Regions from separate parts of the Homo sapiens genome. Here region 2 is linked to region 1. The links are chromatin loops, found by intact Hi-C in ENCODE. Cell type or tissue: heart right ventricle. All regions are shown on one strand. Each heading gives the region's core, and the rest is flanking DNA. Links, peaks and the distances in the headings are about the cores only.

The links. Peaks named below come from ENCODE experiments on the same cell type or tissue, not always from the same donor. Only the 100,000 strongest peaks of a DNase experiment are listed, where the experiment ranks them.
Region 2: it touches region 1 in a loop (9-fold over the local background); 33 of 110 quality-filtered maps call a loop at or near these places.

What each region holds. Positions count from the first base shown.
Region 1 is chr7:27,207,587-27,212,965 of GRCh38, reverse strand. No RefSeq gene overlaps it. Among named protein-coding and RNA genes, the nearest start is that of HOTTIP, 9.9 kb to the right of the region's middle. RefSeq lists enhancers at 1-62, 1,618-2,118, 2,119-2,619. In heart right ventricle, for the core only: CTCF peaks have their summits at 2,245 and 2,444; a DNase peak (open chromatin) is centred at 2,435; H3K4me3 peaks cover 436 bases; H3K27me3 peaks cover 4,917 bases.
Region 2 is chr7:27,918,438-27,923,816 of GRCh38, reverse strand. All of the region lies in intron 2 of JAZF1 (JAZF zinc finger 1), which reads left to right. Among named protein-coding and RNA genes, the nearest start is that of TAX1BP1-AS1, 180 kb to the right of the region's middle. RefSeq lists an enhancer at 611-660. In heart right ventricle, for the core only: a CTCF peak has its summit at 2,403 (motif pointing right); a DNase peak (open chromatin) is centred at 346; H3K27ac peaks cover 750 bases.

The DNA.
Region 1 (5,379 bases), core at 105-5,104:
GCATAATTACAGGCTGCAGACAGGCTGGACAATAAAATATCTCGGCTCGATATTTTTGGAAGCCTTTTGTGATGGTGCCTGGAATAAATAACAACCGCTTTCTATGTCCTCAGCCATCTAACTGCAGCCACCGTTATTTCAGAACACCCCCACCCCACCTCGGAGGGGCAGAAGTGGGGGACTTCAGCGGAAGGGTGCGGTCGCCTGAAGAGGTCTCCTGAGCCTCGGGTGCGTGTGGGCTTGGAGGACTGGAATAAGAAGAAAATATGTTCCAAGCCCTGAGGGCCCTCTTCCTCATTAGAGGCACACAAGTGGGGCCCTCTAGGCCCCACACCCTCTGGGCGCGTGCCCTCCCTGACTCCCTACGCCAAGACTAAAAAATTTGAAGACTCAGACCACATGTTCCTACCTCACAATCTCTCTAAAAAGAGCCTCTCTATACTGAACCGGCTCCTGTCACCTGAGAAATCTGCTGGAAAAGAAAGCTGGATATTGAAGCAGCAAGACCCAGAGGAAGAAGCTGCTGGTTAGTCTCTGGCTGGTTATTTTCTTCCACAGATGCCTGGGACCCTAGCTTCCCTTGAGTCTTAGTTGCTTTGTCTGTAAAATGGAGATGATTGTAATAACCTTGGGACCAACCTCACAGGTTGTTAGGAGGAAGCACTTAAAAATTTTTTTATTGCCATATAACTTACGTATAGCAAAGCATACAAATCTTAAGCCCCCAGTTCACTGAATTTTTATATATGTATACATTTGTGTAACTACTACAAAGATCAAGATAAAGAGTATTAGCAGCCCCCAGAAGGCCATGAAGAAGCACTATGAGAACTAATTTTAGACAGTGATAGTGTTATCTCTAAGTCAAGAGATCAACAGGTCAGTCTAGTATGTGGCCCTTGAAGACACTTGATAGTGTCTTCAAGACAAGAATTGACAAACCAAATATACATGTCAAGGGGCTGTGGGAATCTCTGGTCTGGAGGAGCATTTGTGGGCCTTTTCTGCAAACCCCTAGGCACTCAGGGATTGGGGGAAAATTGAAGATCAGGCTTTAATTCGTTTTGAGACAACGCATTCTCTTTTGTGAATGGCTGGGGCTGGCATGTTCATTTACAAGTTAGGGGTAAGCCCAGAGAGAGAGGCCTGAGAACCTCTCCCAGGGGATGGAAATCTGAGTTGATGTCCGTAAGACTAAGATTCAAGCCTTGGGGTAACTTATTTCAGTGTTCTCCCCTGAATCCAAGGCTGGTATGATGTGTGGAGGAAATTCCCCAAAGGAATATGTGGCCATGAGATACATAGGGTAACCAGTTTTCTGAAAAGTATAACCTCAATAGCTAATACATACAATTGGTGCACTTCACAAACACTACAAAAAGATTTTATAGAAAAAAAATTCTCTACTCAGATCCTCTGAACACCAGTTCTTCCCAGGGGAAGCACTGTTACTGATGACTTGTCTGTCCTTCTAGCCCTTTTGTACATTCCTTCTTTTTTAAAAGCACAGTGGTAAGCTCTCACTACATATGCTGCCCTGTTCTTGGAGCTTTTCCTAAATACTGCCCATGACAATTCTCCATGACAGGTATACTGGCTCAGAAAGATATGCTCATCCCAGATAAAATTGAAGCCAACCTTGTCTAGCCTGACACACAGAAGGGCTGCTTTAGCCTGGGTTCTAGATCCTGGCCCACAGTTAATGGGTTTGGTGACCTTAAAAACAGTCAGCTAACTTGGCCGCAACATCATTACCAGCACCCCCTTTCTCCCTAGGGGAGCAGAGCCATGGGGAGGAGGCAATAAGGCACTGACCATGACTAGACCTTCAACCAGTTTCTGGAGTCAGGGGAAATTGAAAGTGCTTCTTGGAATTTTTAACTATTCTGTCTAGCAGCTATAAAAACTGTGCTCAGGTCATTAGCCCACCCTGAGTGTCTACCTCCGATCCCATTTCCTTAGTCCTCTTTGGAGCTCGATGGGGTGGCCCTGGGCCTGGCCCCCACCCAGGCCTGACAGAGGCAGGAGGGTATGGCGGGGGCCTAGGGCTTTGCCCCAGACCTTGGACCCCGCAGCGTCTGCCAGGAGACGTCGGAGGAAACGCTTTTACCACCTGGGCGACCTTGACTGCAGCCGATTAAAGTTTAATCCGAGGTGTGTGCTCAGACTTGCCATGTTATTTAAACACATCAAAGGTCATAAAAAGATTCCAATGGCGTGAGCCGCTCCGACGCGGGCCCGCAGGGAGCCAGCATTTGATTCTGGTGGATTTCCAGAGCCAGGATTTAGAGCGCAGGGCGGGAAGGGGAGTATAGGAAAAAAAGGGAAAAGCCAGCTTTCACAGAGGAATGCTAGACTTCAAAAAGCGGCAGGGGAAACCGAGTCTCGGCCCGAGGAGCAGAGACAGCGCCCTTGAGTTCCGATTAACTGGGAAGACATCTAGTGGGAAGAGGTCGCAACTGCAGCGGTGTCCTGCGAGCATCCTCCGCCGCCGCCCACAGCGACTGCAACCTCCTGGATTGGATGGGGGTGGGAGGCCTCAAAGAGAAGCCTCTCTCTCCCTGGCCTCCCCGTCGACAGTGGAGTGCTTACTTTATTGCCTGCGTGATTGCAGGGCTGGGTCTGGGTTCCCACCCAGGGCAGAGACGCTATTTCCACCTTGACAAGAAAGATCTAGCTGTCCACCGAAAGCACAGGGCCCAGGATGCCTGGATTCCCATCTAACTCTTCCTGGGGCTCCTGATCCTAATGCGGGCAAATCCCTGGAGCGCCCATATGTAGGTTCTCCTGGAGGGTGCAGAGTGGCTCTGGGGACCAACAGATTGCTGCAGAAGTTAAGTGAGTCCAGAGGCTGGCATGCAAAACCGCTGGAGCTACAGACTGCTGCCCACGAGGCCTTTGGCAAAGCACAGGAGCCTAGCTTCTTAGGATTCGAAGGTGACATTTTCCCCATCTCTGCCGTGGGGCCATCTGGCCAGATCTGATCCTGGCTGCCTTCTTGCATCCAGATTCTAATTTCTGTGAAGGATTGGCCTCTCTCACAACCCCATGGAAATGAGCCCCACATATAGAGAGCTGGCTCTTATCTGAGCTCCTCTGGCCCCACCAGCACCTCCTAACCTTATGGCCAAAAGATAGAGAATTCTGTGCAGGCCTCTCCATGTGCCTCTGAGATGCTCACTGCAGGTTCTCTATTGGGTGCCTTCGCCTGCTTCAAATGGGGTCCGCCTTGTAGGGGTGTGCCTCCTTGCTGACCACTTTGGCTGAGTCTGAGTCTGAGTTCTCTCCTTCAGTCTTTTTTTTTTTTTTTTTTTTTTTTGAGACAGGGTCTCACTCTTTCGCCCAGGCTGGAACATAGTGGTACTATCATGGCTCACTGCAGCCTCAACTTGCTGGGGATCAAGCAATCCTCCCACCTCAGCCTCCCCAGTAGCTGGGACCACAGGCACATGCTACCACACCTGGCTAATTTTTGTGTTTTTTAAAGAGACTGGGTTTCTCCATGTTGCCCAGGCTCTCTCAGTCTATTAGTTGTGGCATTAGATCATCCTAGAATTGTCAGGAAGAGTGGCACCAGTATACTCCTTTTGGGAATGATATAGAAGGCCAAGGAACCATGCTCCACATTTCAATGTATGAATCCCAGGACATTGTGGAGCCCCCACAGGCAGCTCTACCGATAGAGTTTCCAGGGCTTCTGTAGGAGGCCCCCCACCCTGTCATGCTCAAGTCTCTGGGACCTAGCATCGGCCAGGCCTCTGGGAAGCGGCCTCTTCCTTTTCCATTTTACCCATCAAGTTGCCTACCCATACTCCTCCAGGGTTCGCACTCTCCCTGATTCTCAAATGAAGGCTTAAGGGACCCTGTTCTTTGGCTTTGTTACACAACCCCCTACAACCCCCACCCCCCTTGAAAAAATGGAAGAACTGGAAATAGTGGAAGAGGCCATTCTAGCAAATGCCTTGAAGCCCTTCACTGAGACATTAGCCGTCTCTTATCACTCACAGAAGTGTTTCCCCAAAGGGGTACAAGGGCTATGACTCCTTCTGTGCTCCCACCAATCACCTAATGGCTGGATAAACCTCAGGTAGGAAGACTCCGTTGTTTTATTTAATCAGCTACAGACTATTAAAGTAGCAGTGGGTAAGGGCTAGGGGAAGAAAGGACTGCAGGTGGGCTAACCAGATTTAGCTTCAGAAAAACTGAGACCCAGATCATGTCACAAGTGAACCTGGGATCCAAGGGCCTGGATCAGTCCAGGTCACATGCTGAGTTCCAATGGGCTGCTGTGTGAGCTTGGAGCAGAGCTGATCCCTTAATCCTCTCAACCTGAGACAGACAAACATACACACACACACACACACACACACACACACACACACACACACACGATCCAGAAAGTCCCCTCCCAGCTCACCTGGTTAGGCCCACACTGGACCCCTGTCTGGATTCCACACCCCCAGCCAAGCAACCCTGCTCTGCTCCCAGCAGAAATCACAGGGACTTCTATTCCTCAGGGTGACAAACGAGTCTGCTTGCTCTTGGTGACATCAAATTACTTTGCACCAGCCTAGGGTCCCATGACCTGACATAACCTCACATTAGATCCTAGAAATGTAAAGAAATATGGCCTTTTAAAAGTGGCTGAGAGCAGGTAATTGCTAGCAGGCTTGAAGGGTTGTCCCAAGCTCAGCTCGCGACCTCTGCCTCCGAAGCTGATACCAGCAGGAATTCATGCGTTTGGACTCTCTATGGGCAGAAGGTCGAGCCTGCATTTAACTCTGGACAATAATCAGGTTCTTAAAGCCCAGATTGTTTTTGTGCAGTTACAGAAATCACAGGGAGGCTTTGGACCTAAATGGCAAGGAACACTCGACAGTGGCACCGCCCCCACTGCCCCCCAGCCAGGCTTCCACAAAGAACAGGCTTCAGCGGAGAATGGGCTTCTGCTAAGCTTTAAAAACAGGCCTTCTTTGAGCTGCTGTAGCTTAAATTTTTGTGGAGAATTACAGTTTCATTGCTTCTTATTCTTCTCCCTCCCATCTCTCCCTTCCTCTTTGTCTCCTGGCTTGTCTGTGGCTTCTCTCTTCCCCTCTCCCTCTTCCTCCGAATTGTTTGACTTCTGCAGTCCCCACCCTTACCCTGACCCGAGCCCTCACCCCTGCGGTGAACTCCATCTTAGGATCTGGAGACATGGGACCCTTAAACCCACCACTGTGCCCAAGGCTTGGTAGGAGTCAATCTTGCTGATACCCCACAGACAGTGGGCAGAGAGCTCATGGCTTCTGCAACATATAGTTGGAGTCGTTCGAGATTATTGTAAAATATGTACACACACTTTCTTCTCTTTTTTAATTTACATACCCCTTATGAGTTTCA
Region 2 (5,379 bases), core at 136-5,135, 710 kb before region 1:
CTTTCTCAGGTTTAAGGTTAGCCACTAAATCATGTCACTGTGGTGTTAATTTCCTTCCCTGTGCTGACGATATGCAAATACGTTTGGCCTAATCCTCATCACCTGTCCTCTCCTAGTGTGCCAAGTCTGCAAGCAGGCGTTGGTGGGACAGGGCTGGGGGGCTGCAGGGGGAATGGAGCAAGAGGAATGACTGTAAATGTTGGCGGCGCCAGCCCAGCCATGCTCCCATCCGTTGGCAGCCCAACATCTGCTGGGAAGTGTGCAGTTCCATCCAGTCAGCCACAGCCTCCCAGTAGGAGATAAGCCGGATGAAGGAGGCTGAGTCTGGCAGCGGATTCCAGGCCTGATAGAATAATGTCTGACATTCAACTCTGCAAAGTTGGGATAGAGTGTGTGGAGACGATCCCACAGGAGCCACCAGCTGGCCTGTTTTAACTTTGGCTGTTGACAGTTCATGCCGAGAGCACTTGTTTCTGAATTCAACAAATCTGGAAACTCGACGTTTTAATTTCGGGTTTTCGTTTGGAAGAGTCATTTTACTGGAACCCAAACCCTTGCAGACATTACCCTAAGGACATGCTGGTCTTGTCTATACCACTGAGTAGAGAAGACTAGAAAAACCTCCAACACCAAATGGCTGTCCTTGGGAAAAGCAGCAGTCAGTTATGCTAAACAACCACAGAAGGCATGGTCTTAGAATGTCACCAGAGTCCCCAGGGAGCTGCTGAGGCTCATCTGGAGACTGCCGCCAACAACCACAGCCTGGGTTCTTGCCTCCAGACCACGGCCTCCTCATAACTCCCTTCGGGTCCTTAAAGAGACCCTGTTAAATGATTAAAATGCTGTGGAAGGAAATTTTAACATATGCAATATCTGATTCTTTTCATCATCATATCACTTCCCATTTCTTCCACTTATCCTGGCTTCTAGGCGAATGTTGATCATAATGTTTTACTGCCAGGGTGAGGAACTTTGAGGAGACGGCTCTGGCACCTCTGTGAGTTGTTAGAAGCATGTATCTCTGGGTGCTCCAGGAGGTTTATGAGTTACCTGGCACAGATTAAACTCAATAAAAGGAAATATTTTGGTCAAATGCTTCCTCTTTTAAATTAATACTCTCTTGACTATTATGCAAAAAAAAACCCATTATTAAAAGCTGTTAGTACTTTTGCTGACTTGAAAATATTAGGAAAAATTTTCCTATTAAAAGTTATTTTGCTGACTTTAAGTTATTTGGTTATTTTGCTGACTTTAAGAATATTTTATAAGGCCTGGCGCGGTGGGTCATGCCTGTAGTCCTAGCACTTTGGGAGGCCGAGGCGGGCGGATTGCCTGAGCTCAGGAGTTCGAGACCAGCCTGGGCAACACCGTGAAACCCCGTCTCTACTAAAATACAAAAAATTAGCCAGACATGGTGGTGTGAGCCTGTAGTCCAGTCCAGCTACTCAGGAGGCTGAGGCAGGAGAATTGCTTGAACCTGGGATGCAGAGGTTGCAGTGAGCTGAGATCGTGCCACTGCACTCCAGCCTGGGCGACTGAGTGAGACTCCGTCTCCAACAAAAAAAGAATACTTTATAACCAACATAAAATGTGGTTCGAAAAGTACCATCTAAATGAAAATCAGACCTTATTTATTTGTTCTGTTTGTCTTCAATGCACTTCCTCATTTTTATCTTTATGTATTTCTTTCTGTAATGATTTATATCCATTTCATCCAAAAAGTTTAAAACACAATATAAAATGCCCTGTAAAAATTTATACTAAGTTCCCTAAAACACTTAAGAAATTCACTGAATTTTTCTAGGCATACACTTCATTCATTCGAATGAAAACTTGGCTGAGGAAATCATAGAGTTCGTATAACTGACTTCTAATTTCTTCTTCCTTATACCTAGGCTTCTAAAGCCCAGGTGTGATATAAATTCTTTTTTTAAAAAAATACTTTTCTATTTTTGTAGAGACAGGATCTCACTACATGGCTGATCTTGAACTCCTGGTCTCGAGCAGTCCTACCACCTCGGACTCCCAAAGCACTGGGATTGCAGGCTTGAGCCACCATGCCTGGCCAGAAATTGCATTTTTAAGTGAACAGTTCAGAGCCCTGTATTTTTCATGGATTATTTTAAGAATTACGATGATGATGAAGATGATATAATCCCTAACACTGCAACCCATTATGAAGTTACCAGGGGCCCTCCAAAATTTTGCTATCAAGGCAACATCCCTTAAACAAGTTAACAGAGATGCTCTTTTTCAGTGAGTCTTCTGGAAGAATCGATGCCAGTCTGCCCTTATGACAAACATATTTCTTAATGAGATCTGATTTACGAAGTTTTGACAATTATGCTTTTCCCCTCTCTTACTGCCACTTTAAGAAAAATCATGCTGGTAAGCTACACTACAAAACTTCTGGCCTGCAGAGGGCTCTATAATACCATATTTTCCTAGACAACACTTGTAAAAAGGAAAAAAAAAAAAAAAGATACTTGCTGGAAGGGGGAAGGGGAAGCCCAGAGGCTTTATAATGCTTCCAGCAGGCAGTCTGGTTGCAGTCTGGTAAACAGACTAGGAATTGTGGGCAAAGCCCTTTTCCTTGAGTTTTCCACCAACCATGAGATCAGATGACTCTGTCCGGACTCATTACTTTAATAGCCTACAGCTAGTTCACATAGCAGCAGGAGTCCACCAAAAAGGCATTTAATTATTGAAACTAAAACTGGTACTTGTAACTGCCGGTTAGTAGTAGTCAGATTTTTTCAGTATTTCAAGTAATTTATAAAGCGCTTACACACATAAATAGAAAGCTTTAAATGCTGGTATTCCATAAAAAGTAAATAAAATATATTTTTGTGCATTAAGACTTAATTAAGTGGCATGATTTCATGTCACAAATTTAAAACGGGCAGGTGAGACTTGCCAACATTACTACAGCTGTGTTTTACATTAGGAAATTAATTAAAATGGTCGTTTATGCTTTTTTCCACTTACGGGTATTTAGACCTCTCTATTACACCATATATTTTCCCTTCAATCATTATATTATGGTAATTTATCTTAGCAGGTGATATCTTACTCTGTTGTCGGCGGAAGTGGGGAGCATTAGTCAACTAAAAAATTTGTGCTGGGCTACTGAGGCAGATCAGACAGCTGGAGGCACTTGCTGCTGGCCAGGAAAGAAGAGGGTCTTATTCACATGCTCCCCTTTTATCCCATCTTAGCAGAATTTATTTTCTATTTCACTAGAACAAAGTTTTTTCTGATGTCAGGATGGGAAGCAGAGGAAAGCAGAAAAATGTTTGACACGCCATATGACACATCGTCATATAGACTTAGCTGTTACATGAGACCTTATTTTTGAAGCCAACCTGCTTACACAGTTCAGTTATGGAATGTGCAAAACCTAAAACCAATTAAAACATGCCCAAGTGAATAGTTGATATGCAGTTTGTAATGCAAATAAATAATGTCCTGATTTTATATATCAAAGCTAAATAAAGACTCCCTTGAGATATCAAGAACAAATCGATCACTCTGTACTTATTTACTGCAGTTATTTATGTTAACAATTATAATAAAATTATGACTTGATGAAGTTTTAATGATGTAAGTAATTTTGCTCCCCAAGAGGCATCAGTTGCCAAATGAAGCTGAAGTTTTAAGGAACGCTAAGGACTCACTGTACTAAAACATCACCATAGTGCCTTTAATATTGGATGTACCTTACAATAATGTGGATTAGTTTTGGGTCAGGGCCAGGAGCTTTTGGTTCCTCAAACACCAAAGGCACTTCCCTTAAGGCATTCACTCCTGTAAGAGAGTCCCTTTAGCTTGGATTCTAAGGGTAGCAATGAAGGAGGATTCCAAGGTGCAAGCAGTAATACAACTTGCACACAGAGTAAACTCCACAAGTTGTTGATTGTAAAGTTGTTTGGAAACCAGGATTGAATTTGCCTCTACATACATTGTCATTAGTGATATTTAGATTTAGAGCCAGTTCCCAGCTAGTACTTTTTGAAATGATTACGTATTAATTATTTAATAAATGGTGTGGGTAGAATTGGACTGCTGGTCCAATCTTCCTTGGCGTTCCAGAGCACTCCTGTAGTCAAATAGCACAAAACTGAGCTTGCTCCTTCCTTTTGTAACCATAAGTCACCCCTCTTTTGTATGACTTCACCCAAGCAAATTTGGCACTATTGTATTGATTATAAATATGTTATTTCCTGTTGCTACCTTATCATCGTAAAATGCATCCTCATGCTTGTTCTGTGTTATCCAGCTCTGATAGTTACATTTTTGACAAGATAAGCAGCTACTGAGCTTTAAGGCATTGTAGACATGCTTGCATTTTCCGTTTACCTTTGAAAAATTAAATGACTTTTCTTTAACTCTCATCACAGGTTTTAGCATGAATGACTTATGATCTTTATTCCTTATTGGTTTATTTCTCCAAATTTTCCCATTTTAGTTTCTATTCACAATGGGGGGCCAGGTTCAAAATATTTTTCTCTCCTAAGAGCTCAAAAATCATAATTCTTCAAAATATCATTTTACATTTCATGCTAATGAGATAGTCTACACACCTATGTTGAGCATTTCCTCTCCTAAGAGCTCAAAAATTGTAATTCTTCAAAATATAATTTTACATTTCATGCTAACAAGATAGTCTACCCACAGGTGTTGAGTATTTAAAGTTGCCCATTACTAGGACCTGTGTTTCAGTGCTACCTTCATCACTTAGTAAGCAAGGGACCTTCAGTCAGCCTCTTAACTTTTAAGAACCATGATACTTTGCATGCTTGAAAGCACAAATCTGAAGACAAAGGACTAGGCCAGATAACATCACAAAGTCCCATGTTTAGGTTATTGGTGTTAATGAAACTTAGGCTGTATTTCTTTTCAACAATCAATGTCATTTCCCATATTTAAGCAGCAATTTAGTATAAGCTCACCAAATTTTGTTTTAAATCTCACTAGCTGATTTTTTTTTTCTCTTATCACCACTGTTTTCTCTTCTCCTTAATTCATTTTGGAAAGAGGGAGTGAACAGGACATGTATAGTCAGATTGTTCAGAGAAATGGAAATTTGCACAGGTGGTAAAAATTGCCACAAGCACAGTTAATGAAGCAAGCACGTGGCTACTTGCAACTCTGCTCTCAAATTTTCTGTATAACTCTGCAGCAATATGTGCTCAATAACTGCCTGACTGTGTGCAAATAACACATGGAAAAGTTGAAATACTAGAAAATATTGACATCCATTCTCCAGCTAGATTTTATCTAAAAACTACTCATTTTCCTCCTTTGCTCAAGATGGTACAAAGATGCCTACAACATGAACTCTGCCCTCCTAAGTCTCTGATATAGTCAGTGAGGTGA